Regions from separate parts of the Homo sapiens genome. Here region 2 is linked to region 1. The links are chromatin loops, found by intact Hi-C in ENCODE. Cell type or tissue: A673. All regions are shown on one strand. Links, peaks and the distances in the headings refer to the core of each region. The heading gives the core; the rest is flanking DNA.

Region 1 (15,888 bases), core at 2,667-10,666:
CCTTACTCTTGCTGTTGTTCCCTACAGAACCAGGGACATTTCTAGATTTTTAGTAAGAGTTTCGTAAGTTTTAAAAAATTGATTTATATTAGTTATAAACAAATGTTTCCTGAATGTAGGAAATGCTGAACAGAAAGAAGTAATTGTGAGATAAGTTGTGAAATAGACCTACCTGCGGAGTATTTAGAATAGAATGGATTCCTGTCTGGAAATTATGACATCTGGGTTGGTCTGATGCAATGCATTGGATTATATGACCTTTTAAAGTATCAGTCAACTTAGTGATTTTGTTCACCTAGACTCACATTCACACACACACACACACACACACACACACACACACACACACACACACAGCCCTAGTCTGTCCCTGGGAGCACAGTTGTGATCTCCATTGTAAAGACCGGGTAAACTCTTAGCCTGCCTTAGATCAGCCTATTTCAGACTGAGGCTTAAGGCACGGGACATTTCCATGTGCTCTCAGTCCTTGGGATGAGCCCTGGGCCCACCTTCCTTACATTTACTATGCCTGTCGTCACTGACCTCTGTTCTTTGTTCCACCCAGTGTGCAGATGGGCTTGCAGTAAACGCCAGCAGTGCTATCTTCGTGAACTTGGCATTGTTTTGCCCAGTACGTTCCTGCCAATTTCATGATCCAGAAAGCAGAGCTGATGCTCAGAACAAGTTAGAGGCATTGACCGATCCTCTTATGCAATCTAGTCACTTTGACAGTTTCCTAATAAAATTCCTGTAATTAAATTTTAAGCTGTCAAAGAGGGCTCTTACTCAGTATGCTTTCTCCCTATTTCTGAAAGACAGTTTACCAACTGAGCCTGTGAATGAGTGACAAAAAGAAAACTGCGTAAATGTTTTCTCATGCCTAACATCTACATATATTTAATAACCCACATCAGGCCAGGGACAAAAACAGGTAACCTAGTCATTGCCCAGCATGTCACCATTAACAACTCAGAGACAGGTCAGTAAAATGACAGGAATTTTTTATTTTATTTGGCAAGTTGGAATTGGAGAGTTCCACTTAAACATATATTTTCGTTAATGGAAATCTAATATACATCATTTAGAGAATTAGAATGCACACAAACACTGAATTCTGAAGGTATACGGAAGCTAACATAAAAACTGTTGATTCAGCAGTCATTTCTGGACTTGTCTACACCATGGGTCCACTGTTATAAGTCGCAATGTTCAAACCTGCTTGCTCTAAGTGTAGTGCTCAGACCGGGGGCATCTAGGAGCCGGTTAGAAGTGCTGAATCTCAGCCCTTACCCCAGACGTACTGAATCAGAATCTGCATTTTAATAAGATTCCTACGCACATTAAAGTTTGAGAAATGCTGTCCTAGAAGAATAAAGGTCTCGTTAAAAGATCTACAGTTGATGGAAGGCTAAATTAGGCTCTTTTAAATTAAATTACACTTTCTCACTTACACTGGACTCGAGAGAGTGAAATAACTTCCCATGAATGTTTCCCGATCATCAGTATTCACTTGATGTGGCCAGAGTGGCTCTTCCCTCTGTTTGGGTACTTCCTCCACCACCCAGCTTTGCCCTTTGCTGTGCCCCTTCCCTTGGTTTCCCCCTTCCAGGTGGCACTCGCTCTAAGAAGCTGATCTTCTGGTCCTGCTGGCACCTGCATTGTGTCTCTTGACATGATCTCTTGCCAGCTGCCCAGGGCTGCCTCTTTAATAGATCTGACCCAGTTTGTGCCACGTCACTCAAGTCTTCCCTCTTATCCCTCCACCGCCTGTCAAACTGGCTTTTCTCCCACCATGCCTGGAGCAATCTCTCTATGACTTCCAGTGACAGGGAACTCATTAAATAGTAAACCATTACTATTCCAAGGCCCTGCAGTGTCTACTCTTAACCCCCTAAGCAGGCACTTTGCAATGACTTTCTGGGGTTACAATAGCCTCATTGTTAAGTCTGCCAAATGCCTAATAACAAGGAGAAAGAGGAAAATGTCTTCCAAGTAGAGCGACTATCATATGCAGTGGTCCTGAGGATGAATGAAACTTGATATCTTTGAGGAACTGAAAGACAAGGATAACTGATGGGAAGCAAGAACGGCCATATCATAAGAAGCAGCGGTACTTGCAAAAAGCTTAGGAATCACCTGGGGAGCTTATTAAAACACATTTTCCAGATCTCACCTTGAGACTCAGTGCCTATAGGGCTGGTGAACCTAGCAATCTGCATTTCCCACAAACATCCAAGGAGATTCTGCAGCCTGTGACTTACAGACCATACTTCAAGAGGAACTGGTGTAGACCAGCTGTTCTCAATCCTGACTGCACATTGGAATTATCTCAGGAGTTTTAATCAATGCTGATGTCTATACTCCTCCCTACAAGAGTCTGACGTAATGATCAGATGTGCAGCCAAGGCAGCTGGGTTTTTAAAAGATCCCCAGATGACTCTAATGTGCAGCCAGGTTTGAGAAATGTTGATCTATAGCCTGGAGTACTGCGCCAAAGAGCAGGCACAGGTGGAACATCTTAACAGTTGGGCAGAACAATAACAGGCACTGTTGATTCAGAAAGTAGGAATGAAGGCATGGACACATTGCACAGGTAAGCTTTGCTTTCTTCACAATTTAGCCATCCAATCAACAGGCATTTGCCTGTCTGGGTACCCAGTAACCCTCTTAAGTGCCACAGGCCTCAGGCTTAGTCTTGCAAGCCAAAGCAAGGTCATTAGTACCTGGGATTGAGTTCTCTGCGTTCAGGCCTCAAATCCCCTTTTTAAATGGCTTCTGGGCTAGCCTCATCTTTCCTCCCCCTTAGAAATACAGGAGGCCAGATACCCCAAGACACTGTTTAAATTATAAGACTGGTTCACTTTTCATGAATAAACATGAGAGATAATGTGTGAAGGGGAAAAACATTTACCAATCATGCGTCTTCAAAACCTTCCAAGATTATGCAGCTTTAATGGCTGAATGATTTTGAAAGAAAAACTTGTAAATGGAGCTGCACCTGAACTCATAATAAAAAGGCATCAGATTAATTGAGTCTCAGAGCTTCCCTAACAATAAGCCTGACCTGCATATCCAAGTTGTGGCCGGCCAAGGCCAAGAGGGCATTTGCCCTTAGTCTCAGGCTGCTCCAGTTTGACAGAAAGTCAAGGCAGGCCACTCCTGACAGGGTACACTAATAAGGACAGAGGGTTAGGGCACTTCAAGAAATACTTGCCATATTATTTTTGCTACTCATTCTTCTAAATTGGCTGGAGAACAAGTTAGCTGGGTCCTAGGGTCCACGATCCAGTCAGATAGATCGGCCAGAACTAGATGGCCTCTTGAGGTGGTGACTCATCACCTAACTCTCAGAATGCAGCAGAGGAAGACTAGCTGTTCCCAAGATCCTGATGAACTAGATAAGCCTCCTGCAGAGAACACAGGAGGCTTCCTGGCTTCCTGCCAACTCCCTTCCTGGTTTATCTTTTTCATGTGAATTTTAATATATTGAGAACCTGCTTTTGCCAGTTAGTTTAAATGTTACCCCATTCAATCCTCACAACAGCCCTCTGAGGTAGGTTACAGAAGAAGCTGCATTTCCAGAGGCTGAGATTTGCCTAATTACCCAGCTAGGCATGGGATCCGTCGGCTCCAACTTCTGTGTTCTTTTTGCTCCCCAGTAGAGGTGACAGGATCCACAGAGAGGCATCTCAAAGAGGGATAAAGAATGAGAAGAAATTTGTCTTTCCCTCCCTTCCGTTCTTCCTCCCTCCCACCCTTTCTTCCTTCCTTTCTTGCTTCCTTTCCTCATTCTTTTGTTCTTCCATTCTCTATTTGTACATACAATAAAATTCAACTTTTAAGTGTTAAATCTGAGGAATTTTAGCAGGATACAGTTGTGTACCTACCACCACAATCAAAATATAGAATACTTCCACCACTCCAAAACAATTCTGCTGTACCTTTTCAAAGGTTAATCCTCTTTCACCAGCTCTACCCTCTGGCAAAAACCAACCTACTTTCTGTCTCTGTAGTTTTGCCTTTTGTAGGGTGCCATATAGATGGAGCCATACAATATACATCTTTTAGCGCTAGCTAGTTTTATTGGCATCATGCTTTTGAGGTTTTTCCACCTTGTTGCTTGTATCCATGGTCTTGTCCTTTTCACTCTTGAGTAGCATGTCATTGTATGAATGCACCACAATTTGTTTATCCACTCCCCAATTGATGGTCATTTGGATTGTTTCAAGTTTTTTTTTATTGTTATGAATAAAGTTGCCATAAACATTCAGCTTATTGAGCATTCAGCTGCTATGACACTCAGGTCTTTCTGTAGACAAATGTTTTTATATTAGGCAAATATCCAGAAATAGAATTACTGGGATATATGGTAAGTACATGTTTAACTTCATGAGAAATTGCCAGACTGTTTTTCAAAGTGGTTGTACCATTTTGCAACCCCACAAGCAATATATGGGCATTCGAGTTGCTCCACATTCTCACCATCACTTCGTATTCTCAGACTTTTTCATTTTAGTTATTCCAGGAATGTGCAGTAGCAAATTGTGGTTTTAATTTGCATTTTCCCTAACAGCTAATGATGTTGAACATGTGCTTACTGGCCATTTGCATATTTGGTAAAGTATCTGTATAATCTTCTGCCCACTTTATATTGGGTTGTCTTCCTATTCTTAATTTATAGGTGTTCTTTACATATTTTGGATACAAGTCCCTTACCTGATATGTGTTTTGCAATTATTTTCTCTCATCCCATGGCTTATATACTTATTTTCTTAACAGTGTCTTTTAAAGAACAAGATGCTTTTAATGGTAAATTCCAAGTTTTCAATTTTTCACCTGTGATTTGTGCTTTTTGTGTCCTACCTAAAAATTCTTTGCCTAACTCAAGGTCACAAAAATTTTCCGTTTTCTTCTAGAAATTTTATTGTTTTAGCTCTTACCATTGGGTCTGAGATCCATCTTGAGTTATTTATAAGGTTTAAAGTATGGCTCCAGATGATTTCTTTTGCACATGGATATCATATGTTTTCAGCACCATTTGCTAAAAATATCCTTTCCCCCATTGAATTATCCTGTTAACATTGTTGAAAATCAGTTAATTTTATTTGTATGGGTCTATTTCTGGACTCTCTGTTCTGTTCCATTGATTGCTATTTCTGGACTCTATTCGCATGCCAATGCCATATTGTCTTAATTATTATAGCTTCATAACCAGAATATTCAAGTGCCTCAACTTAAAAGAAATATTTTTAGCTACTTTAGGAACTTTGAATTAACTGTTGTGTCAGGGATTTGATTTTACTCTACTTGGAAGCTAACAAGTTAGCCTATACTACTGTTTCATGGAAGCTGGAAAAAAAAAACAAAAACCCTCAAGAATCCTAGGTCTATGGCAAAGAACTCTATTACCCATGGCATGGTAAGCATTATGAGCATTATCATCCACATCAGTTTCCCTTGCTCCCCATCCCCAAGACCCATAGGGTGATGTGACATGGGCCCAGATGGATGCCTGTACATGCAATTGGTTGCATTGCAGAAGAGGTACACTGGACTTGGGGAATTCATCTGTTTTATATCAAGCTGTAAGAAAGCCTGTTCTTTGTCCCAGAGTGAAACATTATCTCATACCTCAAAGTTGCTCTCTGCAAACACAACTGTAAGAAACAAACGTGATAAGAAATGATCAGGGCTTGGTTTCTTAGCCTTCTAAGTAAGATGTGTAGCAAGCAGTACAAGAGACACATGGAGGACGGTTTCCCAACAAAAATTTAGAATAAGCTTTCAAATTTCTATAAAAATGCTCACTTGAATTTTGACTAGGATTATGTTGAGTCTATAGATCAATGTGGGGAGAATTGTCATCCTAACAAAATTGTCTTCTGATCCATGAAAATGGTGTATTTCTTCTTTTACTTAGATCTTAATTTCTCTCAGCCAGTTTTTCTCCTGTACTTTTAAAACTATTTCCCCTACAAAGTTCACACTTTTGATGGCATTTGAATCTTTATTTTCAATTGATTATTGTTATTATATGACAATACAACCAATCAACTGATTTTTGCATACTGATCTTGTCTCCTGCAAATTTGCTAAACTCATTAGTTCAATCCTAGTAACTTTTTTGGGATATTCCTTGAGATTTTCTATGTAAGTGATACTGTCATTTGTGATTAAAAGACAGGTTTACTTATTTCTTTCCAGTCTAGATGCCTTTTTTTTTTCTTGCCATTGTGCACTGGCTAAGATCTTCAATTTAATGTTGAATAGAAGTAGTGAGAGTGGGCACATTTGCTTTGTTAGTGACCTTTCAGAAAAAGCATTTAGCCTCTCTCCATTAAGTTTGATGATGGCTGTAAGCTTTTCATAGATGCTTCCTTTCAGATTGAGGAATTTCCTGACTATTTCTGACTTGCTGAGGGGTTTTATTGTAAATGAATATTGAATTTTGTTAAATGCTTTTAATTCAGATGGGCTTTTAAATTTAATCTGCTAACATGGTGAATTGCATTAATTGGTTTTTGAATATTAAACAAACATTGCATTCTTGTGAAAAATCTTACTTGACCATAATGTATTATTCTTTTGCTATATTACTAAATTAAATTTGTTAAAATGTTGTTAAGCATTTTTGCATCTATATATATGAGGGACATTAGTTTATAGTTTTCTTATTTAAATGCCTTTATCAAGTTTGGTGTCGTGCCAGGGTAATGTAGACCTCATGAAATGAGTTGAGAAATATTTCCTCTTCTTTCACTTTTTGAGAAGATTTTGTGTGGAATTTCCTTCCTTCCTTCCTTCCTTCCTTCCTTCCTTCCTTCCTTCCTTCCTTCCTTCCTTCTTTCCTTCCTCCTTCCTTCCTTCCTTCCTTCCTCCCTTCCTTCCTTTCTTTCTCTCTCTTTTTCGACAGAGTCTTATTCTGTCGCCCAGGCTGGAGTGCAGTGGCATGGTCTCAGCTCACTGCAACCTCCACCTCCCGGGTTCAAGCAATTCTCCTGCCTCAGCTTCCTGAGTAGCTGGGATTACAGGAGCCCGCCACCACGCCCGGCTAATTTTTGTATTTTTAGTAGAGATAGGGTTTCATCATGTTGGCCAGGCTGGTCTCGAACTCCTGACCTCAGGCGATCCATCCGCCTCAGCCTCCCAAAATGCTGGAATTGCAGATGTGAGCCACTGGGCCCGGCCACATTGTTTCTTTCTTAAATGTCTGGTAAAATTCACCAGAGAAGCCATCTAGTCTGGAATTTATTTGAAAGGAGATCTTAAACTATGAATGCAATTACTCTAATAGATACAGGGCTATTCAGGTTATCTATTTCATCTTGAGTGACCTTTGACAGTTTGAATCATTGAAAAAATTTGTACTTTTCACCTAGGTAATGAAATTTATAAGCATAAATTGTTTATAATATTTTCTTATTGTATTTTAGTGTCTGTAGGATTTGTAGGAATGTTCCTACAAATTCATTCCTGATGTTGGTAGTGTGTATATTATTTCTTTTGTTCTTGATGAGTCTGATCAGAGGCCTATATCAATATTATTGCTATTTTCAAATCACCAGTTTTTTTGTTTCTTTGGTTGTATCTATAATTCCCTTTTTTCTACTATATTGATTTCTAATCTTATCTTTATTGTTCCCTTACTTGTTTTGGATTTACTTTGCTTGCTCTTTTTTTAAGTTTCTTGAGGCAGAAGCTTAGGACATTGGTTTAACATCTACTTTTTAAGTATCTAATCCCATACATTTTTCAGTAGGTACTGCTTTAGCTGCATCTCACAAATTTTGATATGTTGTGTTTTAATTTTCAATCAGTTCAAAGTATGTTCTAATTTTTCTAATTATTTTTCATTGTGTCCCATGGACTTTAAAAGAGTATATTATCTAATTTCTATACCACAATAGAAAAACTGTAATTAACCATAATATATTATGTAGTTTCAAATAGCTGGAAGATAATATTGAAGGTTCCCTACACAAAAATTATAGATGTCTGGAATGACTGATATGCTAATATCCATGATCTGATCACTATACTTTATATGTATTGAAACAACACTATGTACTCCACAGATAATACAATTATTTTTCATTGGTTAAAAAACACAATTTTAAAAAATCAAAAATAAAAAATTTCCAAATATTTGGGGATTTTCTATATAATTTTTTGTTTTCTATTTCTAGCTTAATTCCACTGTGGTCAGAGAGCATGCTTTCTGTAATTTTAATCCTTTTAAATTTCTCAGTTTTTTTTGTACATGGCCCAGAATATGATCTGCCTTGGTGAATGTTCCATCTACACTTGAAATATGTATTCTGCCATTGCTGGATAGGATGGTCTATTAATGTCAATTAGGTGATACTGGTTCGTACTGTCCAAACATGCTATATCCTTTCTCATTTTAGGGAAAGTGACGCTATGTAATTTCCATGCCTAAAGCATAAAAGATGAACCTTGCCTGCTAGAATACTTGTTCTTGGAAGCGTCAACCGCTACACGGTTCACATACCTTGAGGTTACCACGCTATGAGGAAGCCTAAATTAGCTCACATTGGAGAGGTCTCAAAGCCAGATAAAACGAAAGCGACATCTGACCAATCCCTAGATTCTCTAAGCCCTCTGCTGTTCTGGCTCCAGCCACTGATCACAACAATATGGGAGACCTTGAGCCAGAATCATTCACCACCTTATCCTCAAATTTCTGACCCAGAGAAACTGTGAGAGATAAAAGATAATTATTGTTATTTCAAGCCACTACGTTTTAGGTATTACACCATAATTAATAGTAATAGTAGTGACGTATTACACCGTAGTAGCAACGGCACCACCACGTTCCTCCTTACTCCGTATAGATAACCTCATCTCTTTCTTAACTAAGAAACTAGAAGTTATCAGCACTAACTTACTCAATGTCCAGACTTCCTCAAATATAAATATATCTGCCTCTATATGCCTTTATATGCATCTGTATGTCCGTCTTTCTCATTTCAGCAAAACAGAGTACCCGGATTCTCTCCTACACCGCTTGTCATCACCCAGTCTTCCCTGCAAGCTCATCTTTCTTCACTTGGGCCTTAATTTTCTGTGCTCCTCAGAGTTTCCATTTTCTCTTCTCATCTCAAACTCCATACTCTTCCAGGCCCATCTCTTCCTATCCTTCTCTCTTTTCTTAGTTTATAGCATAACCATCTACTCAGCTGCCCATGCCAGAAATCAGGAAATCATCTTTCCTTCACTATATTCCTCATTGTCTATATCCAGTCAATCACAAAGTCCCATCGCTGCTAACTCCTTCTTAATTACTCTCATATCCATGTAGGTCTTTTCATTCATGGAGCTAGTATTTTAGTTTGTTCCACCATTCATTTCTTGCCTGCTTTGTGATCAAAGAATTTAACCTAGAAAATTTTTACAGTTAGGAATTTGTTATATTTTTAAATTGTAGCCTTATAGTTTGTGATCAAATTTTGCAATAATTCCACAGAAAATTGGGAAAATTATACATACTCTAAAAACTAAGTTCAATACATGTCTATTAATTTAACTTTGTTATTTATATCATTCAATTTCTGAATTCTTCCAGTTCATCCATGGGAAGCTCAAGCAAGAGAACAAAAGAAGGAAAGAAAATGAGGTCGGGATTTTTATTCTCCCAGCTCCCTTCCTGCAGAATTAATAAAAACTGCCTGAGGGCTGGGTGCAGTGGCTTATGCCTATAATCCCAGCACTTTGGGAGGCCAAGGCAGGAAGATTGCTTGAGCCCAGGATTTTGAGATCAGACTGGGCAACCTGGTGAGAACCTGTCTATAAAAATACAGAAATTAGCCCAGTATGGTGGTGTGTGCTGAGGGTGCAGTGAGTCATGATCACACCACTGCATGACAGCCTAGATGACGGAGCGAGACCCTGTCTAAAGAAAAAAAAGAACTTCCTGAGTCCTTCAATGGTAAGTCACAGCTCCAGCCAGACAGCCCTCCCCTGTGGCTCTGTCACCAGGTTCTGGTCACTCATTCTTTTCCTTTCTCTATCTTTTCAGTGCCCCATGTTACTATTCTTGGGACACTGCACCATACCTTGTAATTTCCCTATACCCTTCCCACATCAATATAAACAATACTTTTATTAAACTCCCCACAAATTAATAACATTGAGTATACCATCTTGCAATGCTCACCAGGGAATCCTCTTAAGTTCAACCTGGCATTCAAACTCACAAGACTTCCATCAGCCTCATTGGCAACAGTTTATTCAGAGGTATGTAAGGTAGAAATCAAAGCTTGATGGCAAGGCACTGTTGGGAGCTCCTCTCCCATGGGAGTAGTTCTTGGAGCAGCCATGCAGCAGCCACACCACTTCCCGGGCTTCTCAAATGATGTTTCAGGTGTGAAGCAACAAGATCCACATCAGGCAGGTGTGAGAATCACCCTGGCCTAGAAGCTCCATGCACCACAGTAGCCAATATCTTGTAATAACTTCATAGACACAGCTTTCAGGGTCCCTATGGAGGCATATGGAGTTACAGGAGTCAGCACACTCAGGGGAACTGAAAGCTATGATGTCCCAATCAGATATGATGTCCCAAATGATTGTCCCAATCATTTATGGTTATCCTGAGTCCAGATGCAATTTATCCAGTAGGAGTTATTTCTACCAAAAGTAATGTTGCCTAGAGACATAGTCGACATTTTACCTTTATCAAGTTATTAGAGGAACAGAGTAAGGAAGATAAGTGAAGGTCAAATTTTTATGCAGAAAGAGGCATCTGTTTCCCATTGAGACGTGAGCTATATATTCCCAATGTCTTATTTTGCCTATCTAAGCCATCCTAGACAAATGGGAGTGTGCTACAGTCTTCTCTTGTGTTTTTATTTATTTCTTCTTGATATTTCTATCATGTTTTGCTTTATATTATAATGGCATTTCTTTTTCTTTTTTTCTTTTTTTTTTCACTGTCTTATGGTGCTGAGGTATTTTTCAACTCATAAAGTTTAATGACTGTTGTGTATTAATTAAATCTGTTGTCAATTCCAATTGATCTTTGTCACACTTTTTGCATTGCATAGCTTAATTTTGCTTTGTCTGATTTAAATAGTGCCATGTTTTTGTTTGTGTTGTTTCATTAATAGACTTTTCTACAGCAGCTTTAGATTTACAGAAAAATTGATTGGAAGATAGAATTCCCACATGTCCCCTCACTCCGCTACACTCACCCACCCCCCAACACACACATAGTTTCTCCTATTATTCACATCTTGTATTAGTGCGATACATTTATAATTCTTGCTAAACCAATATTGATACATTATGATTAACCAAAGTCCATAGTTTGACTAGGGTTCACTGTTTTTTTTTGTTTCTTTTTGAGATGGGGCCTCCCTATATTGCCCAGGCTGGTCTCCAACTCCCGGACTCCAGAGATCCTCCCATCTCAGTCTCCCAAGTATCTGGGACTACAGGCATACACCACCATGCCTGGCCAGGGTTCACTCTTGTGTTGTACATTCTTCGGGTTTTGACAAGTGTATAATGACATGTGTTCATTATTACTATGTCATACAGAGTAGTTTCACTGCTTTAAAAATCCTCTGTGCTCCACCTACTGATTCCTCCCTCCCTCCCACCTGAATCCCTTTTTGAGAATGTCACATAATTAAAATCATATTATATGTAGCCTTTTCAGATGGGCTTCTTTCACTTAGCCACGTGCATTTAAGTTTCCTCCAGGTCTTTCTCTGGCTTGATAGCTCATTTCTTTTTATTTCTTTACCCCAGCATTTGTTTCCGTTTCATTGATATCTCCTTCTACATATCTTCTATTTTTAACTTCTGTGGATCATTTTATTTTAGGTGTATAAGTCATAAAAAGCATAGAGTGGAGTAAAAAGTTATTTGAGAGTTTGACTTTTACTGGAAGGGTTCCTATTTTTTTCCTTGTACATATTCTTGTCTTATGTATTGTGTCTAGTCTTTCTCTTTGGAAAGTGAAGCACCAGAGGTGAGGCTTGGGGCCAAGAAACAACCACTAGAATGAGCAGAGCAAGAGAGAGGAGAGACAGATAGAGGATAGCAAAAGCAACGAGAGAGCAAAACTCAGACCCAAAATGAAGGCGAGTAATGAAGATCACTTAGACAGGTGAATGACTTGGGAAGTGGATTGGAAATCTTGTCAGATTTACACCAATGCAATCCCTTTGTCTTGTTCTCTGGAGGGACATTTTGGAGAAGGAGCTCAAATGCTAGCCCCACCTCTTCCACTCACCACCAAAATTATTTCATTGCCTCCAAAGTATAATTGAACAAATTGATTTTATATTATATATTAATATAAAAGATTAATTTAATGTATTAAATATTAAGATTTAATATTATTTTATATTAAGATTAATATAAAAAGGCAAAGGTAGAAATAAACTAGGAAAAGAGAGAGAAATACAAAGCACTAGAAAGTAAAAGCAATTGAAGATGGACACAGAGAAAAACAAACTACAGGAATACAAATAAAAATAGAGAAGAAAAGAAATATCCTATTTACTGTAATGAAGAGATCCATAGACAAATGCAGGGAGGGAGATTTCCACGTCAAGACAACTCAAAGAGATTATGGTTTAATGAGACTTTCTGCACCTCTCCCCAGTCACACAAAATTGGAGGAAAAGATATAAAAGGACAAAACCCCAAAGACAGCAAATGAGAGACAATCTCAGATACAAGAAATGGAACGTAAATGCAGAGTGGTGGCAGGTGTTGATGGCATGAGACAGGCAGTGGTGGCCACTGTACGTCATGGAGACATACTAGGGTGCTACGGGTAAGCTGACTGCTCAGGGCCAGGGACCAAGCACATTCTTCCCAGCTTGTGGAATCAAAGATCAATAGGCTGGGCGCAGTGGCTCATGCCTGTAATCCCAGCAATTTGGGATTACTCACCTGAGGTCAGGAGTTCGATACCAGCCTGACCAACATGGAGAAATCCTGTCTCTACTAAAAACACAAAATTAGGCAGGCAGGGTGGCACATGCTTGTAATCCCAGCTATTAGGGAGGCTGAGGCAGGAGAATCACTTGAACCCAGGAGGAGGAGGTTGTGGTGAGCCGAGATCGTGCCATTGTACTCCAGCCTGCGCAACAAGAGCGAAACTCCGTCTCAAAAAACAAAACAAAACAAAAAAGCAATAAAAGTTGTGCCAGACTTTTGCTTCCATTAGGATACAGAAAGTTGCAGACAAATGTGGTTCCTACCTTAGTAAGAACAAGCTGGACAACCTCCAAAATCATAATTTTTGCAGCTCATCAGAGAGCTGATGCTGCAAAGGAAACTAATGAACCAAAATTGAGGGAGGGACAGGAGAGCAGAAAAGGTCCTGTCTGAGGCACAGACATGCTGGTCTGCCAAAGTCTGAGAGCAGAGCAGGAAAATTGGAAGCAATTCTGTATTAGTCTAGGTTATCCAGAGAAAGAGAACCAATAGGAGATATATGTATGTATAAATATATGTGTGTTTGTGTGTGTGTGTGTATATATATGTATATAAAGAGATTTATTATAAGTAGTTTGCTCACATGGTTATGAAGCTGAGAATGCCCAGAAACAGCAGGTGACAAGTTGGAGACCCAGAAAAGCAGATGGTCTAAGTTCCAGTTTGAGTATAAGTCTGAAGGCATAAGACTGATATCCCAGCTCAAAGTCAGCCAGGCAGAGAGAAAGAAATCTTTCTTACTCAGCCCATTTTCCTATTCAGGCTTTCAGTGGATTAGATGAAGTCTACCTTCTTTGGGCCTGTTTTATAATCAACTGATTCAAATGCTAATATCATCTAGAAACACTCTCACAGACACATTCAGAAATAATGCTTAACCAATATCTGGGCATCCCATGGCCCAGTCAAATTGATGCATACAATTAACCATCACAAATCTCAAAGGACTCTGAGCCCCAGGCTGAGAACAAGACAGTGGTCATCTGTACTGGGGAAGAGTCAAGAGATCAGAGAGAGATGAACTCTTTGAAGCTCAGAGCCTGCTGACCCTCTTTGAAGCTCAGAGCCTGCTGACGTTTGAGGTCAGGGCAGGAAAACAGAGAGAAAACCCACAATGAACCCAGCCTTACGCTGAACAGGAGACAGTAGCTGCCTGTGGCTACTGGTAGGGAAGAGGAGAGCAGGAGAGCTGAGACCCCTCCTATGGCGCAGGAGCACTGGGCCTGACGATGGGTGCAGGCAGGGCAGGAGAACTAAGACAAACCCTCCAGGCACTCAGATATCAATCCTGGCTAGAGGAAATAATTTGATCTTGCTATAATAATATAACAAATAAAATTTAACAAAAATAACAGCAAAGCCTAGACCCAGCTCAACTGCAGCCTAGATTGGCTCAATCCTTCACACTGGTGGCATGAGAGAAGAAGATATGGGACCTATTCTGGGCTTATCTGCTAGTTACTTTAGTCTATCCTATCCTTTTGTACATAACATCTGTGATTCAATAAAAAATTACAAGTATATGAAAAAGCATAAAAAGTGACCCATCTTCAAAAGAGAAAATGGTCAAAAGAACCAGATGCAGAGATTGCTCAAAGACAATCTTTGTTCATACATGTATGAAAAAATGGGAAATGCAGCAGTGAAAAGTAAACTCTAAAAAAAAATTCAAATAGAAGTGTCAGAAATGAAAAATATATCAGAAATAAAGACTTCTTTCAATGGACTTATCAGCAAACTGGAACTGCTGGGAAAAGAATAAGTGAACTTGAAGCCAGATCAATAGAAAATATCCAAATTGAAGCATAAGGAGAAAAAAGAGATAAGAAATAAAACAGACACACTCTAGTTATTATTGTGGTGAGGAAAGAAATTACTGCAAACTTATGGATGTAGACTCATACGTACAGAGCCAATGGATTTTTCCCAAAGATGGCAAAGCAATCCCATGGGAGAAAGAAAAGTGTTTTCAGGAAATGATGCTAAAACAATTGAATACTTATATGGAAAATTAAAGAACATCAATCCCTCCCTCAAAACATACATAAAAATTAATTTGAGATGGATCATAAACCTAAAAGTCAAAACTATAAAGCTTCAAGAATATCTGCATGATCTTGAGTTAGACAAAGCTCCTTAGACAAGACCCAGAAGGCACTAACCACTAAAGAAAAATTGATAAATTGAACTCAGCAAAATTAAAAACTTTTGCTCTGCAAAAGACATCAATAAAAAATGGGAGAGCCACAAAGTGTCAGAAAATATTGACAATGTATATGTCTGACAAAGGAGTTGTATCCTGAATATATAAATAACTCTCACAAGTTAATAATAAAACGACAACTAAATTTTCCAAAATGGTCAAAAGAATTTGATAGACATTTCTCAAAGGAAGATATATTTACAATACATATATCTGACAAAGGACTGATGTCTAGAAAATGTGAATAACTCCTACAAATCAGTAATAAGACAAACTATCCCAACTAACAACCAGGCAAATGATCTGAACAAACACTTCTATATATATATATATATATATATATATAAAATCTAACTGTACACTTACGATCTGTGCATTTCACTGCATGTACCTTAATACAAAGGAAAAAAATGCTGCTCACTTTTACCTAGGACTGGTTTATAAGTAGCTGCTAGTCAGTATGAGACAGAATAACTACACCAGGAGTAACTAAGCCAATAATTAAGTCAAGTCATTACTGTTTGCTGACTGGATCTTTGAAATGTGCTCCAAAAACCAGTGTAAGACAGGGCTCTGGAATGGAAGCGCAGGGACTTCTTGGAGGCATGTGCCAAGCAGAGAGAAGTGAGCATAGGGGAAGAGAGAAAGAAATGAAAGACTTCCTACTTGAAGGAAGACTTCCTACTCAAAATGAGCCTGCAGACCAG
Region 2 (15,888 bases), core at 3,066-11,065, 490 kb after region 1:
GTTTCTGTTTATCTTGTTGAATGTTTTAACCTTAAATTCTACTTTGCCTAGTGTTGCCATTTCTTTCTTTCTTTGCCTTTGCCTTCTGTCTCTTTGCCTATAATTTTGTTTGACTTTTATCAACTAACACATGTTTATTATAAATGTCATAGGACTGAGCGTTCTATGCAGATATTTTGGAATGCCTTTACTATCCCTTCTTTCTCCCCATCTCAATTTCTATGTTTATGTAAGATAGTTTAGCACTTTGTTTTCCAGAATATTATTAAAACTTTCTTTGTCCCTTGTATTTCAAGACTACTCATTTAATATTCATATTACACACTTCCAATCTGACATTTTCCAATCATTTTATTATTTATTTATTTATTTATTTATTTTTTAGAGACAAAGTCTCACTCTGCCACCTAGGCTGGAGTGCAGTGGCGCAATCATAGCAGCCTCGAACTCCTGGGCTCAAGGGATCCTTCCACCTCTGCCTCCCAAAGCACTGAAATTACAGGTGTGAGCCACTGTACCCAGCTCTCCAGTAATGTTTCACCATAGCAATAGCTAATGTAACACCAACTGCTGTAACAGGTAAATCTTGAAATCAAAGAGGCCTGAGACAATGTCAGATTCTTTCACATTTCTGTAAAGTCAAATCTGAGGGAGGAAACCCTGCTCTGTGCAGTCACTCAGAAATCTAGGTTGAAAGACTTTGTCTTTCCAACTCCTGGCTTCACCCTAAGTGTCAGCATCTGACTGGCAGGGAGAGAAAGGGACAGCACAGGCCAGCCTGAGGGAAGCTTACAGCCCTTCCACCTGCATTCCACCAGCCAGATCTCAGTCCCGTGGCTACACCAAACTGCAAAGAAGTTGGAGAAGTATAGCTTTGCTATGTCCCCAGGACGAAGTGGAAATATATTTGGCCCATAAATTCTAGTCATTAAATATCCAGTTGATGAAGAACTACTCAACCTCACTCAAGAAATGCAACCCAGTCCAGGCACAATGGCTTATGCCTGTAATTCCAGCACTTTGGGAGGGTGAGGTGGGAGGAACACTTGAGGCCAGGAGCTTGAGACCAGCCTGGACAACATAGTAAGACCCCATCTCTCCAAAAAAATTAATTTAGCTGGGTGTGATTGTGCATGCCTACAGTCCCAGCTACTCGGGAGGCTGAGGTGAGAGAATCCCTTGAGCCCAGAAGTCAAGGCTGCAGTGAGCTATGACTGCACCACTGCACTCCAGCCTGGGCAACAAAGCAAGACCTCCTCAACTCAAAAAGGAAAAGAAAAGAAATGCAACCCAAAATCACCTCGTCACCACATCCAGCTCAAAATCCAGAAACTTTCCAGTGATGTAAAGTCTTCTCCATCAGGAGAAGCTATAGCCCTGAGCAGCAGTGACCTAAGAAATAAAAAGACAAGTTTACCACCCCACCACACATGTACGCCACACAGACCCAATCTGGAATGTCCCAAGCAGAGATAGAATAACCCCGGTAAAAACTCCCTTTTGGAAGCAGAAAGAATTGGAAGAGTCACAGTAGTTATGAGTCCACAAAGATTGTGAAGGCTTGCTTGGCAGGAACAATGAAGGCCCAGCCTGAGGTTGGGGATGTTGCTCGCTGAGGCCGTGATTTTATTCTCTGGATGAATAACTTGTTCTTATTATCCATGGCCCTTGGCCTCCATGCCTCTCTCAAATTCCTTGAAATAGTTGGTGAAAATGCCATCCCATTAATATGATATTTTCCATGGTACTAAATTTAATTTTTATTTTTATTTTTATTTTTATTTTGAGACAGAATTTCGCTCTTGTTGCCCAGGCTGGAGTGCAATGGCATGATCTTGGCTCACTGCAATCTCCTCCTCCCAGGTTCAAGCGATTCTCCTACCTCAGCCTCCTGAGTAGCTGGGATTACAGGCACCTGTCACCACGCCCAGCTAATTTTTGAATTTTTAGTAGAGACGGGGTTTTACCATGTTGGCCAGGCTGGTCTCGAACTCCTGACCTCAGGTGATCAGCCCACCTCGCCCTCCCAAAGTGCTGGGATTACAGGCGTGAGCCACCACGCCCAGCCTAAAATTTAATCTTAATGGGGACTAGTCGTTCACAATATTTCTCGATTTATCAAAAAGTCTAGAAGCAGATGACCTTTGCAACTTTGCACAGTCTCCGATTTCTGGATTCTCATATTCTCTCTCTCTCTCTCTCTCTCTCTCCTGGCTAGACACCATGGGCAAGCTTGGGAGGGATGAATTGAACACAGCAGAGCCTTCACAGCTGTGGCCCTGATAGGAGTGGAGGGCCTCCCCCACAACCTCCACAATGTTCTCACATGAGTGAGAAGTGAGCCTCCATTGTGATAAGCCTCTGAGCATCCAGTGCTGATCTGTCTCCATGGGTAACGTTCCTTAACTACATACTGGAAGGTTCACTGCTAACCATTTTTTTCTTTCTTCATTATATTCCATCTTGCTATTCTAATTTTTTATTTATGTTTCTTTTTCTTTCATATATTCTCTTCAGATGTGGATTATACATTCCTTAAATCATTGCATACTTACATACTTACAAATATATTTTCTTCCACCTAAAGTATGTAGCATATTTCTTTGGATCCAAGATTTCATCTATTGTAAAATGAACCATTATTTTATGTACCACTAAGAAAGAAAAAACACTTTTGATTCAATTAGAACATAATGCTTTCTTATAACTTGGAGATTTATTTTATAGTTATTGAAGGAGCTCTTTCAGGCTTAGACAGATACATATTTTTATTATGTTTTACTCTTGTGCATTAATAAAAACGAGAATTTGACCCAATAAATTGGGTAAGGCACTCCTAAAGCGTCTTCCCATAGAATCCTAAACTGGTCATTAACTCAGTTGTGACAATTTGTTTTCCCACAAAATATCATCTTCTCTACCATCGAGAGAGTTCCTGAAAGAATGCTCCATTATTCTTTCCAGGATTTTCATCCAAGCTACTAACATCCATTCTTCAGATGTTGATGCCATCATTTTTAAAAAAAATCTGTTCAGAATATTTCAACAGATTCATACAACAGTCAGTCCTAGGACTCATATTCATTTCTGGTCATTTAATGGTATGCATCAAGCCACTGCCCCAGCCAGAAGTGGGCTAGGAAGCTCCGCAATCCCCAGCTGAGGCCTCACTCACACGTAGAGTCAGATCTGCCTCATCAGAAGGAGTAGAGGAGCTGGAGTTGGAAATGGAAGGAAGGTGGGATGCATTCCAGTCACCACCTTCCCAGAAAGGCCTCAGCTTTTTTCTTGTATGTTGATTATAAAAGATGAAAGATATCTAAGTAGAATATAAAGAAATGGTCAGGGTACGCATACCATTCCATTTCTTCCCACCATTGGAACCATTATCTCACACCATGAGAAGCAGCTCAGCAGTTCACATCATAAGAACATGTGTCTGCCTATGGGAACTGATGTGGGATAGGAACAGAAGATATGACACAAGAGGATTAGAAGCTGAAACTTCGGAATGGTTTTGGTACAAACACACTGCATTCCCCTCCCCTCCACCGCTGAGTAGAAATTCACATAAGACCAGCAAAAAGAGCATTTCAACTTCTCAGGGAATTCATCCAGAATGAGGACTGGCCAGCATGGCTTAGATGATGGCCTCAGAGCCCTCCATTCGAACGTGGTCACAGCTTAGCCATGGGCAATTTACTTAACCTTTGCTTCCGATTTCTCATCGGTCACACTAAAAAGATATTCCCTACTTGAATGTGCTGTGAAGATTAAATGAGATCACATAAGAGAAACCACTCAGGGCCAGGCGCAGAGGAGGCCCTCAGTAAATCTGCATTCCTTTCCTAATTCTCATAATATTCTCGCCTGCCCTAGGGGCTACTGTGGCATGGTCTGGCTGGGTTCCCCAGGCTGACACACCAGAGGATGCCAACACAGTTCTTGGTCGTGCTTGAACCAATTCACTCTCCAATGTGTTGCCCTCAAATGCTTCAAAGTTCCTTGTTGAATCCAAGGCTGGTGGCTGCTTCTGCTCTTCAAATTTGAGTGACAAAACACATGTAAAGTACTAAGAACAGGGCCATACACCTAAAAGTACCTAGTCAATAGGATCTATTATTCTCTCTGCATCCTCGTTCCACCCCTCCGCCACCTTGTCTGTTTCTACTGTGTAAAAGAGGGAAGATAAACTGTTCAAAGAATCATGAAGCTAGTGAATGAGAGCAAAGGGAAAAGAAATGAAACGAGCAAAGTGAGGGGTGTGCTACAAAGAAGAAATAGAGAAATGTACCCCTCTGGTGCAGAGGAGAAAAAAAAATCCTGCAGCACGGCAAACAATGTGGATAATGACATGGAAGATAGAATTTTGCATACTGAACCTGCAAACCATAATAGCAGACTCCAAAAGCCTACCGTATTGCTGGGTAGTTGTGTCTTGGTGTGCACTCTGGGACACTTAAGTACAAAATTCTCACACTGTTTCAGGAACAAATGAACATAACCAGTGGGCATTGCCACTCAGAGTTCCAGAAATAAAAGTTCTCTAAGATGAGATTGCCTCGGATCTTAACAGGCTTGGAACAGAAAACAGGTCTTCATAGATAGTCCTCTGTACTGGTTTCAACCAGTCTTTCATTGACTTAAGTTGTCATCTTTCCAATGAGATATGGGGAGCCACCCTCTGGGGCTCAAAATAAAGTCTTGACTTGTCCAAGAACCCAGCCCTCTCACTATTTATGTTTAGCAATAAATACCTCATGCAAAAATAATGACCTTGGCTCCTGGGGCTTCTGCTGCTTCAGAAAGAACTCAAGTCACAGCTTTAGCCACCAGGCTGTCATCTGAAAGGGACACAGATTAGTAAACCAAGTGGTAATAATTCCTGGCTGGTACATAGCTTCTAGTTTCCCTTCATTTAATTAGCTCAGCCAGGTAAAGGCTGAGTTGTTTAGAATTCTTATTAAACTCCTATTGGAAAAGTTAAATCAATTATATCCCAAATGTTTAGAAAATAAAAGCATTACCCAGGAGTCTCAATGTTAAATCTCGGATTGAAACAAAATATACTGTATGATTTGTCTTAGGAAAAATCAGCTTCCCAACCATAACCTGAACAAGCTCTGACTTAAATGGAGCCATTAAAAGTGCTTCCTGCGGTACTCAGAGACAAGAGCTAATAATTCCTTTGTGAACTATGAAAGAAATCTATCACTGAGGCTTTGTTGGCAGGAACACAGCTTTAGGGGGTCAAAACACGAAGCATTCCCATCCTGACCCCACCACATGAACCCCTAATTAATTATGAGCATCCTAACGTGAAAAATACTTTCATAACTGAAGGGCGACCTATTCCCATTCATAAGCAGACCACAAATCAGTCATAAATCCCCAAACACCAAGAAGGAGCTGCTCAGTTTGTATCTGTGTTGAACTTCCAGTGTTGCATAATTTATATCCAAAATCCACTCTCATATATCTACTGAAATACCCACTCTGACCTTCGCTCCCAATCCTAACTGCATCAAAAGGAACTATAATCACTGGAACGCAGGCATCCAATCACAGTTCTGCTCTCTTGGAGCCAGGCAACTTTCTTCCCTTGATGAGTTCATCATCCCCTAGAACAGGTTATAAAAACTGTTCACATTTTGCGATAATAATTCAAAGTCTCTTTATTTTACACTGTGGCTCATCATCCGCCTGGCTGAACCAAGTGAGAGTGTAGACAAATGGAGCGGCCAGATTCCACGGAGCCTTCCGTTTATCCCTGCCTTGAGAACACTGCCCTCAGATCCATGCTCACACCCTGCAATGAACCTGCCCTCAATTTAGAAGCACTCTGCTTATGCCTCACAGACCTTACATCCAAAAGCAGCCTGAGCTAACTGGCAGCTCATATCATCTTTTTATTACAGCAAAGCTTTGCCTTGAGATGCAAAATGTTTCTTGATTCCTAAAAGACAATGTTCTCTTTGCTCAGTGTGGCCAGGGGAGAAAAGCTTTGAAAAATTCTTTCAATCCCTGGATACAGTTAAATCTGATCATCCTTAAATGCTGATGATACAAAGTTTACCTCTACCCCAAATCACTATACGAGCAGAGAACAAGAAACCCTGCGGCAAATAAGTGCACCATAAGAGGTTCCTTCCATCAGTTTCCAGGGAGATTCTCCAACGGGATCCAGGAAGAACTGTAAAGAAGGCTTGCTACCAATTGCCACCAGCATTGGGGCAGCTCAGGATTTTCCTTGGAAGCTATGGGGTCATCTATGTCTAAGAAGGGGCTTGGTCCATCCAGGGTGGTAGCAGAGGGCTCTTGGGCTGGGACAACCGCTGAGCTTGCTTCAGACCAGACATCCCCCGAGTTTGCTTCCAGAGAAGCAGTGTTCTTGTGGTTGGCATTTATCTGCCTTGTTCAAGGGACTCAGTCAGTGACCCCCACAGTAGGGTGCTTGACTGAAGCTCAGTCCCTCCAATCCACAAGGAACATATTGTGCTTGGCTCCCTACAAAGGCACATACAGCTTGTGAGTGTCACAAATGCAAGCTGATCACCCTGCTAAAAATAAGGTAAAGGAACTTGAAGCACACCTCTTTACCCTTTAGCTTATTAAGAGATTTAAATTTTCTAGGCAGGATATAACACAAGAAGGAAAAAAAAACTTCTATATGAGCCACCACGTACAGCAGAATTAGATCTGCTGTACAACCAAAGAGAGAGATCCACATGGTGTTTGATTTCTTTCTCTTTGTTTTTCTTTTTAACTATTCAGGGATTATTTTTTTCTTATGACACTCTCAAATGTGGTTAAGGGCTCTGTACAGTAAAGCCAAGATAGCAATGTGCTGATCTGTTTGTTCTTCTTATATTTCTGGGCCTGTAGATAATCCCTAGCCTCGGTTACCCTGGGGTACAACTTCTTATGGCTGGATGAGGCAAAGAGCTTGAAGACACATAAGGGAACTATTCATCCTGGAGGGTGTTCTTTCATTCTTCAATTACAGAAGGACCAAAGGAAGCACTGCCCTGGGGGAGGAAACACTGACTATCAATATATGAAAAGACAGGATTTTCAAAAACTAGTTTGCCCCTGTTGTTCTTTAGAAAAAAGTTATCTGAGTTTCTATTGTCAGAGCCATTCATTCTTAAAATGAGAAGATGGAAATCCAAATGAGACTAAGAATTGAGAAGCCTTACCACTAAGCAGGACATGATGCACAGAACCTAGTACGAGTAAGACCCTGATAAGGGTTAAAGCAAGCCCCCTGTCCCATCCCCGTGCCTGGGCTCTAAAAGAAGATAAAGGTAGTACCCTGCTTTGTAAAGAAAAAAGGTGCCCCTGGCAACTTTAGAGTATTCTACCAAACTGTAATATCTGGACCAATGTTAAAATGGATTTTCCCCAAGTCTGTTTGCAGTCATTGGAACAATATGAGGTAAAGAGAAGCCATCAGCTTGGTTTTGTGAAAAATAAATTGCTATCAGCCTAACCTCATTTGGCTCCACAGTGTAACAGGCAGATGCTAGAAAGCAATAGATGTTATCTCTGGAAACTTCAGTTAGGCTCTGGGGTCTCTTATTACTACCAGCAACCTAAGGAATTGGCCTTTGAATGAGTCATTTCGAGGCCAGTGGCTGAAGAGGAGAGAAAGCCTGGCTTTGGAAATGAAGGAGCAACAGAAGGCAGGAAGAGAAGTGAGGTCAGCTCACTTCCCCCTTGATTCAGGGGTAGGCAAACACCAGACCTAGCTCAAAGTGCACCCAGGAACTCAGGGTGGGAGTGCTGCCTGTGGAAATCAGCAGAATTTCTCTGAGCTCCAGGGAGTAACTCTATTTGGTATCCTTCTGTTTGTCCCCTTTGATTCTATTGCTTTTCACTGCTTCCTCTTTACCAGGTTTTAAAAATGCTCTGCCAAAGTCAATGCTGAGAAAAGAAACAACAACAAAAGTTAATCTGCTTTTGAAACTCTTTTCTAATGTAGAGGAACATATCTCTATTCAGTGCTGGTGGCACCTCACGGTGGCTTTTGTTTCGTCCTGGCAATGAAAACCGTTTTACTTAGTCTTACTTTTCTGAACTTCAGCCTAACTAATGAATGTTTTAAAAATTCTATTCTGAGTTGTAAATGAGTCTTGAGTAAGGTTTGGTAATAAGAAAGGTTAAATAAACTCTTGACTAAGATTAAAAAGTGAGAATACATTTGTACTGTTATTGGTAAACCATAACCTTTGTTAAAGGTTATTAAACTCCTATTGGAAACCTTTGGAACTGCTAAAACGTTATTAAACTCCTATTGGAAACTTTTGCCATTTGTCCTAGTTTGACAGATGTTTGCCTAGTTATCACATTCCCACTGGGAATGGTCCCAGTTCATGCCTATTGTCTGAGCAAAATTATTCATATCTTCACTGCCATAAGGGTCCCAGGCTGGATGACAAATCTTATACTCACCCCAGCCGTAAATCACAAGGAAAGCTTCTTTCCCATCGACCTCCCCTCCCCTAATAACCTTCTACTCCTTTCTAGCCCATTGCTTTTTTTTAGTTATATCATAGATCATTAATAACGTATTATTTATATATATAAATATATATATATCTCCCACTTATATCCAGAAGAAATTAAAATGGCTTGCAATGCATTCACTTGACAAATATTTATAGGAAACCTAAAAGGTCCATGAATACTACCTGAGGATATACCTATGCACGAAGCTGTTCAAATGAAAGTTAAAAGGAAAGGGAGGGTAATAAAAACCACAGAGAGCTGGGTGCAGTGGCATGTACTTGTAGTCCCAGCTACTTGGGAGGTTGAGGCTGGAGGATCACTTGAGCCCAGCAGTTCAGGGCTGTGGTGCACTATGATCACACCTGTGAATAGCCACCACACTCCAGCGTGGATGACACAGTGAAACTCCATCGCCAAAGAAAAACCCATCCACCATATAAAGGAAGAAGATGACTAAGCTAGAGACCATGGACAAAACCATAATTCTAATTCCTCCTATATTTGACTTTGAGCTTCCTAGTAGTAAAACCAAAAATAAATTACAAAATGTATCACATCAATTATATTTCCTGAGGACATGCAGCTTTAACATGAAATATCTTTTTTCTCCTGACACTAAATTCCATGAGAATTTAATTATACATTCGATAAATATGTATTGAGAACCTACTATGTCTCAGGCACTGTTCTAAGTAGGTTTTGGAATACAGAAGTGAACAAAACAGAACAGATAAAAATCCCTACCTCCAGGGAGCTCACGTTCCAGTCGGACAAGACAGACAATAAATAGAATACATCATGGGTCAGAGAGTGTAAGTGCTGTAGAAAAAAAGTAAAGCTGGATGGGAGAAAAGAGAGAGCTCAGAGAGGGGCTGCAGTTTTCATACAGCCTCCTATATACAGTTTCAATACATGGGGTTTAGGAAACCCCCCATTGAGAAGGTGACATTTGAGGAGAGTCGCAGAGGGGAAGAGGCAGCAGTTGTGTGGATATCTAGGGAAGAGTCTTCCAGACAGAAGGAAAAGCAAGTGCCCAGGCCCAGAGATGGGGGCACAGGAGACCAGTGTGGCTTGGCAACATGAATCAGGAACAGATGATGAGGACATCAAGTCAGGGGTGGGGCAGGGAAGGACGGGAAGTGGAGACCTTGGGGATTTTCCTCCCAAGAAGATGGAAAGTCACGGGAAGATTTTGAGTGGAGAAGTGTTAGCACCAGACGCATTTTAAAGGATGGTTCTGGCTGCTATGTTGAGCATGGATGTAGGGGAACAAAGGGCAGAAGCAGAGGGGTCAGTTAGGAAACTTGTGACAGGTCCCAGTCCAGAGAAGGTAATGAGAAACCATTCGATTCTGGACTGTGCTCGAGGCAACAGGGCTTGATAATAGGTTGCACGTGCGGAGAGAGAGAAAGAGGACTCGAGATGGTTGTGGGTTGCTTGGTCTGAGCAGTGGAGCTGCTGTTTACTGAATAACAAAGACTGAAGGAGAAGCAGATCATTGGGGGAAGATCAGGAGTTCAGTTTGGGCCCCATTAGATGTGATATGCCTACAGGACATCCAAGTAGAAATGTCAAGTCGAGCAGGTGGTTAGATATAAATCTGGGGTTCTTGTGAATCCTTACACTAAAAACATGGAATTGTAAGGTGGATGGCTTTAACAGATCTTTTTGCCGAAAGTATAGAAACATTTGTTTTAAGACCATTTTTATATTAGCCTGCAATAAAAATCAAGGGCATACTCTTCAATCATAGCTAAGTAAAGGCATTTCTGGAAGCAGCCAAGCTAGTATAGTAAATGTCCTGAAAGATGTTGCCTTCGGGAATCTAACTTGGAACAAGCGTAGAGCTTACTGAACCTGAAGGAATGGGCAGTTCACATGGACCTCAGGCCTGTCTCTTGCAATTGTGATTTCAAATTTGCCTTTGGCAAGGATGAACTCTTTGTATGCGTTCTCTGGGGTAGATGGTCAAATAGCAGGACCAACTTTTTTTTTATGAAAGCAAAAGAGTCTGATAAATTCTCACCCAGATCAAAGTCCATCTCACCCTTACTTGAAGGCAGGTCACTGGGATACCTGAAAGACCTATCAGAATTTTTCTTTAAAAGGAGCCATGAATTTACTCAGATGTCAGGCAAACCCAAAGCTGAGACCCTAGAATGATCAGCTGGTGTTTAGCAACAATTTGGAATTATTCAAATTAAGATTTGGTGTTTCCCTGGCGAAAGGATGGATCTCAAAAGGTAGCTTACACAGACAGATAAAAGGTAATTCTTTCCCCAGCCAAATAATAAAAGAATCTATAGTTCCTCCAGGCCACATCAGTCTAGAGAAAGAAAAATGTGCAACTGTCGGAAATGTAGCATAATATCAGCAACATAAATGGGGACACTTACATCACTGTTCAGTTTCACCTTGAGAGCATAAAAATCACAACTTTTTAAAATTTTTTGAAAACAGAAATTTAGTCTGTTTTGCTTAGCTTGTATCTATAACACCTCCTAGAACAATGCTACCACAAAGTAGGTGTTCAATAAAATATCGACATAGTAATCAATCTATCAACAAAAAAAAAATTTAAAAACAAAACTTAAGAGCACCATCTTGTGGAAGACCTTATCATGACAACAACCAAGACTCCAGTCACCAGCGAGTGGACATGGAAGTGTCTGTGTGACAGGGATTTAGGTCCAATGGACTGTTGGAAGTGATGGGCTAGGAAAGTTGTCCTGAAGCTGTGTTTGCACAACAAATACACTTTTTAGATTCAGGTGAGGTCGATAAAGATTATAGGGGGCTATAGAAGTTTCCCCAAGCCAGCCCTTGGCATTGCCCCGAGTATAATTGAGAGGTGTAGCTTTCAAAAGTAGTCTTTGACAAGTTTCTCATCCCCATCACCAGCAAAGCTTGTTGTCATAACCCAGCCTCAAATTCTTCCTTTGTGCTCAAGAGATCCTTGGGGTGTGGTCTAAAGAGTTCTTTGGACACTTCATAGGACCTCTGTCTTCCTGTTCCTCCTACATTCCTCCCCATACCCTCTGATACTGGTATGGACTTGGCCTCTCTTCTGTTTTCTCCAACTTTCTCCACATCAGGAGGAGGAGGGGGAAAGTCAGAGATCATCATCTGGTCACCTTCCACTTGCTTAGCTCCTATGGGATCACCAAGCAGAGCAGCCTTGGGTTCTCTGTGTCCCACATCTCTTCCACTGAACTTCCCTTTTTTGGAAGCATTCCCACCCCCCTCCCAAGATCCTGGCACAGGTCACCAAGAAACAATGTTTAAAAACCCACTAACATATACCTGGTAGGTGCAGGGTACTCATGATTCTTCAGGTTTTGTGAACACCTGGAGCTTATACAATTTGATGGACCCTCTTCAAGAAAAATAATATAAAATCATAAGTATGAATTTAGTTGCAAAAGTGAATATTTATTTAGAATGGGAAAAGAAACTGCAGGGATTCCCAAGCAAGTAGGCCAAATAGGAACAGCTCTGGTCTGCAGCTCCCATCAAGACCAACGCAGAAGGTGGGTGATTTCTGCATTTCCAACTGAGATACCTGGTTCATCTCATTGGTTATACAGTGGATGCAGCCCACGGAGGGCAAGCCGAAGCAGGGTGTGGCATCACCTCAACTGGGAAGCACAAGGGGTCAGGGAACTCCCTCCCCTAGCCAAGGGAAGCCCTGAGGGACTGTGCCGTGAGGAACAGTGCATTCTGGCCCAGATACTATGCTTTTCCCACGGTCTTCACAATCCACAGATCAGAAAATTCCCTCAGGTGCCTACACCACCAGGACCCTGGGTTTCAAGCACAAAACTGGGCTGCCGTTTGGAAAGACACCAAGCTAGCTGCAGGAGGTTTTTTTCATAACCCAGTGGCACCTGGAATGCCAGCAAGAGAGAACCATTCACTGCCCTGGAAAGGGGGCTGAAGCCAGGGAGCCAAGTGGTCTAGCTCAGAGGATCCCACCCCCATGGAGCTCAGCAAGCTAAGATCCATTGGCTTGAAATCCTCGCTGCCAGCACAGCAGTCTGAAGTCAACCTGGGATGCTGGAGCTTGGTCGGGGGAGGGGCATCCACTATTACTGAGGCTTGAGTAGGCAGGTTTTCCCCTCAGAATGTAAACAAAGCCACCTTGAAGTTCAGACTGGGAGGAGCCCACCACAGCACCACAAAGCTGCTGTAGCCAAACTTCCTCTCTAGATTCCTCCTCTCTGGGCAGGGCATCTCTGAAAGAAAGGCGGCAGCCCCAGTCAGGGGCTTATAGACAAAACTCTTGTCTTCCTGGGAGAGAGCACCTGGAGGAAGGGGCGGCTGTGGGCGCAGCTGCAGCAAACTTAAACGTTCCTGCCTGCCGGCTCTGAAAAGAGCAGCGGATCTTGCAGCACAGCACTCGAGCTCTGCAAAGGGACAGACTCCCTCCTCAAGTGGGTCCCTGACCCCCATGCCTCCTGACAGGGAGACACCTCCCAGCAGAGGTTGACAGACACCTCACACAGGAGAGCTCCAGCTGCCATCTGGCAGGTGCCTCTCTGGGACGAAGCTTCCAGAGATAGGAGCAAGCAGCAACCTTTGCTGTTCTGCAGCCTCCACTGATAATACCCAGACAAACAGAGCCCAGACTGGACCTCCAGCAAACTCCAGCAGACCTGCAGAGGAGGGGCCTGACTGTTAGAAGCAAAACTAACAAACAGAAAGCAATAGCATCAACATCAACAAAAAGGACATCCACACAAAAACTCAATCCGAAAGTCACCAACAGAGAAGACCAAAGGTAGATAAATCCACAAAGATGAGGAAAAACCAGGGCAAAAATGCTGAAAATTCCAGAAATTAGAATGCTTCTTCTCATCCAAGTTGTGATCCAAGAATCACAACTCCTTGCCAGCCAGGGAACAAAACTGGACAGAGAATGAGTTTGACAAATTGACAGAGGTAGGCTTCAGAAGGTAGGTAATAACAAACTCCTCCGAGCTAAAGAAGCATGTTCTAACCCAATGCAAGGAAGCTAAGAACCTTGATAAAAGTTAGAGGAATTGCTAACTAGAATAACCAGTTTAAAGAAGAACATAAATGATCTGATGGAGCTGAAAAACATACCATGAGAACTTCGTGAAGCATACACAAGTATCAACAGGCAAATCAATCAAGCAGAAGAAATTATATCAGAGATTGAAGATCAACTTAATGAAATAAAGCATGAAGACAAGTTTAGAGAAAAAAGAATGAAAAGGAACAAACAAAGCTTCCAAGAAATATGGGATTATGTGAAAAGTCCAAACCTACGTTTGATTGGTGTCCCTGAAAACGATGGGGAGATTGGAACCAAGTTGGAAAACACACCTTAGGATATTATCTAGGAGAACTTCCCCAACCTAGAAAGACAAGCCAACATTCAAATTCAGGAAACCACAAAGATACTCCTCGAGAAGAGCAACCCCAAGACACCTAATCATCAGATTCACCAAAGTTGAAATGAAGGAAAAAATGTTAAGGACAGCCAGAGAGAAAGGTCAGGTTACCTACAAAGGGAAGCCCATCAGACTAACAGCTGATCTCTCTGCAGAAACCCTACAAGCCAGAAGAGAGTGGGGGCCAATATTCAACATTCTTAAAGAAAATAATTTTCAACCCAGAATTTCATATCCAGCCAAACTAAGCTTCATAAGTGAAGGAAAAATAAGATCCTTCACAGACAAGCAAATGCTGAGGGATTTTGTCACCACCAAGCCTCCCTCACAAGAGCCCCTGAAGGAAGCACTAAATATGGAAAACAAAAACTGGTACCAGCCACTGCACAAACATACCAAAATGTAAAGACTATCAACACTATGAAGAAAATGCATCAAAAAATGGGCAAAATAACCAGCTAGCATCACAATGACAGGATCAGATTCACACATAACAATATTAACCTTAAATGTAAATGGGCTAAATCCTCCAATTTAAAGGCCCAGACTGGCAAATCGGATGAAGAGTCAAGACCCATTGGTGTGCTGTATTCAGGAGACCCATCTCACATTCAAAGAACACACATAGGCTCAAAATAAAGCGATGGAGGAAGATTTACCAAGCAAATGGACAGCAAAAAAAAAAAAAAAAAAAAACAAGGGTTGCAGTCCTAGTCTGTGATAAAACAGATTTTAAACCAACAAAGATCAAAAAAGACAAAGAAGGGCATTCATTACATAATGGTAAAGGGATCAATGCAACAAGAAGAGCTAACTATCTTAAATATATATGCACCAAATACAGGAGCACCCAGATTCACAAAGCAAGTTCTTAGAGACCTACAAAGAGACTTAGACTCCCACACAATAATAGTGGGAGACATTAACACACAACTGTCAATATTAGATCAACCAGACAGAAAATTAACAGAGACATTTAGGACTTAAACTCAGGTCTGGACCAAGCAGACCTAATAGACATCTACAGAACTCTCCACTCCAAATCAACAGAATATGCATTCCTCTCAGCACTACATAGCATTTACTCTAAAATCAACCACATAATTGGAAGCAAAACACTCTGCAGCAAATGCAAAAGAACGGAAATCATAACAAACAGTCTCTCAGACCACAGTGCAATCAAACTAGAACTGAGGATGAAGAAACTCACTCAAAACCGCACAACTGCATGGAAAGTGAACAACCTGCTCCTGAATAACTACTGGATAAATGACAAAATAAGGGCAAAAATAAATAAGTTCTTTGAAACCAATGAGAACAAAGACACAACATACCAAAATCTCTGGGACATAGCTAAAGCAGTGTTTTGAGATAAAATTTAGAGCACTAAATGCCCACAGGAGAAAGCAGGAAAGATCTAACATCGACACCCTAACATCAAAATTAAAAGAATTAGAGAAGCAAGAGCAAACAAATACAAAAGCTAGCAGAAGACAAGAAATAACTAAGATCAGAGCAGAACTGAAGGAGATAGAGATACGAAAAACCCTTCAAAAAAAATCAGTGAATCCAGGAGCTGATTTTTTGAAAAGATTAACAAAATAGATAGACCACTATCCAGACCAGTAAAGAAGAAAAGAAAGAAGAATCAAACGGACACAATAAATGGGAGATCACCACTGATCCCACAGAAATACAAACTACCATCAGAGAATACTATAAACACCTCTACACAAATAAACTAGAAAATCTAGAAGAAATGGATAAATTCCTGGACACATACACCCTCCCAAGACTAAATCAGGAAGAAGTCGAACGCTGGAATAGACCAACAACAGGTTCTGAAATTGAGGCAGTAATTAATAGCCTACCAACCAGAAAAAGCCCAGGACCACATGGATTCACAGCCGAATTCTACCAAAGGTACAAAGATGAGCTGGTACCATTCCTTCTGAAACTA

Evidence for each region. A loop is a pair of places that touch in the nucleus more often than their neighbours do. Peaks named below come from ENCODE experiments on the same cell type or tissue, not always from the same donor. Only the 100,000 strongest peaks of a DNase experiment are listed, where the experiment ranks them.
Region 2: a loop joins it to region 1, with 5 times the contacts of the local background. A loop is called at or near these places in 27 of 110 quality-filtered maps.

The regions. Positions count from the first base shown.
Region 1 is chr13:46,107,797-46,123,684 of GRCh38, reverse strand. No RefSeq gene overlaps it. Among named protein-coding and RNA genes, the nearest start is that of CPB2, 11 kb to the right of the region's middle. RefSeq lists a silencer at 5,497-5,791. In A673, for the core only: no CTCF peak of the experiment used is centred there; DNase peaks (open chromatin) are centred at 3,484, 6,354, 6,704, 9,874 and 4 weaker places; H3K27ac peaks cover 8,000 bases.
Region 2 is chr13:45,618,925-45,634,812 of GRCh38, reverse strand. No RefSeq gene overlaps it. Among named protein-coding and RNA genes, the nearest start is that of ERICH6B, 11 kb to the right of the region's middle. In A673, for the core only: a CTCF peak has its summit at 10,923; no DNase peak of the experiment used is centred there; H3K27ac peaks cover 649 bases.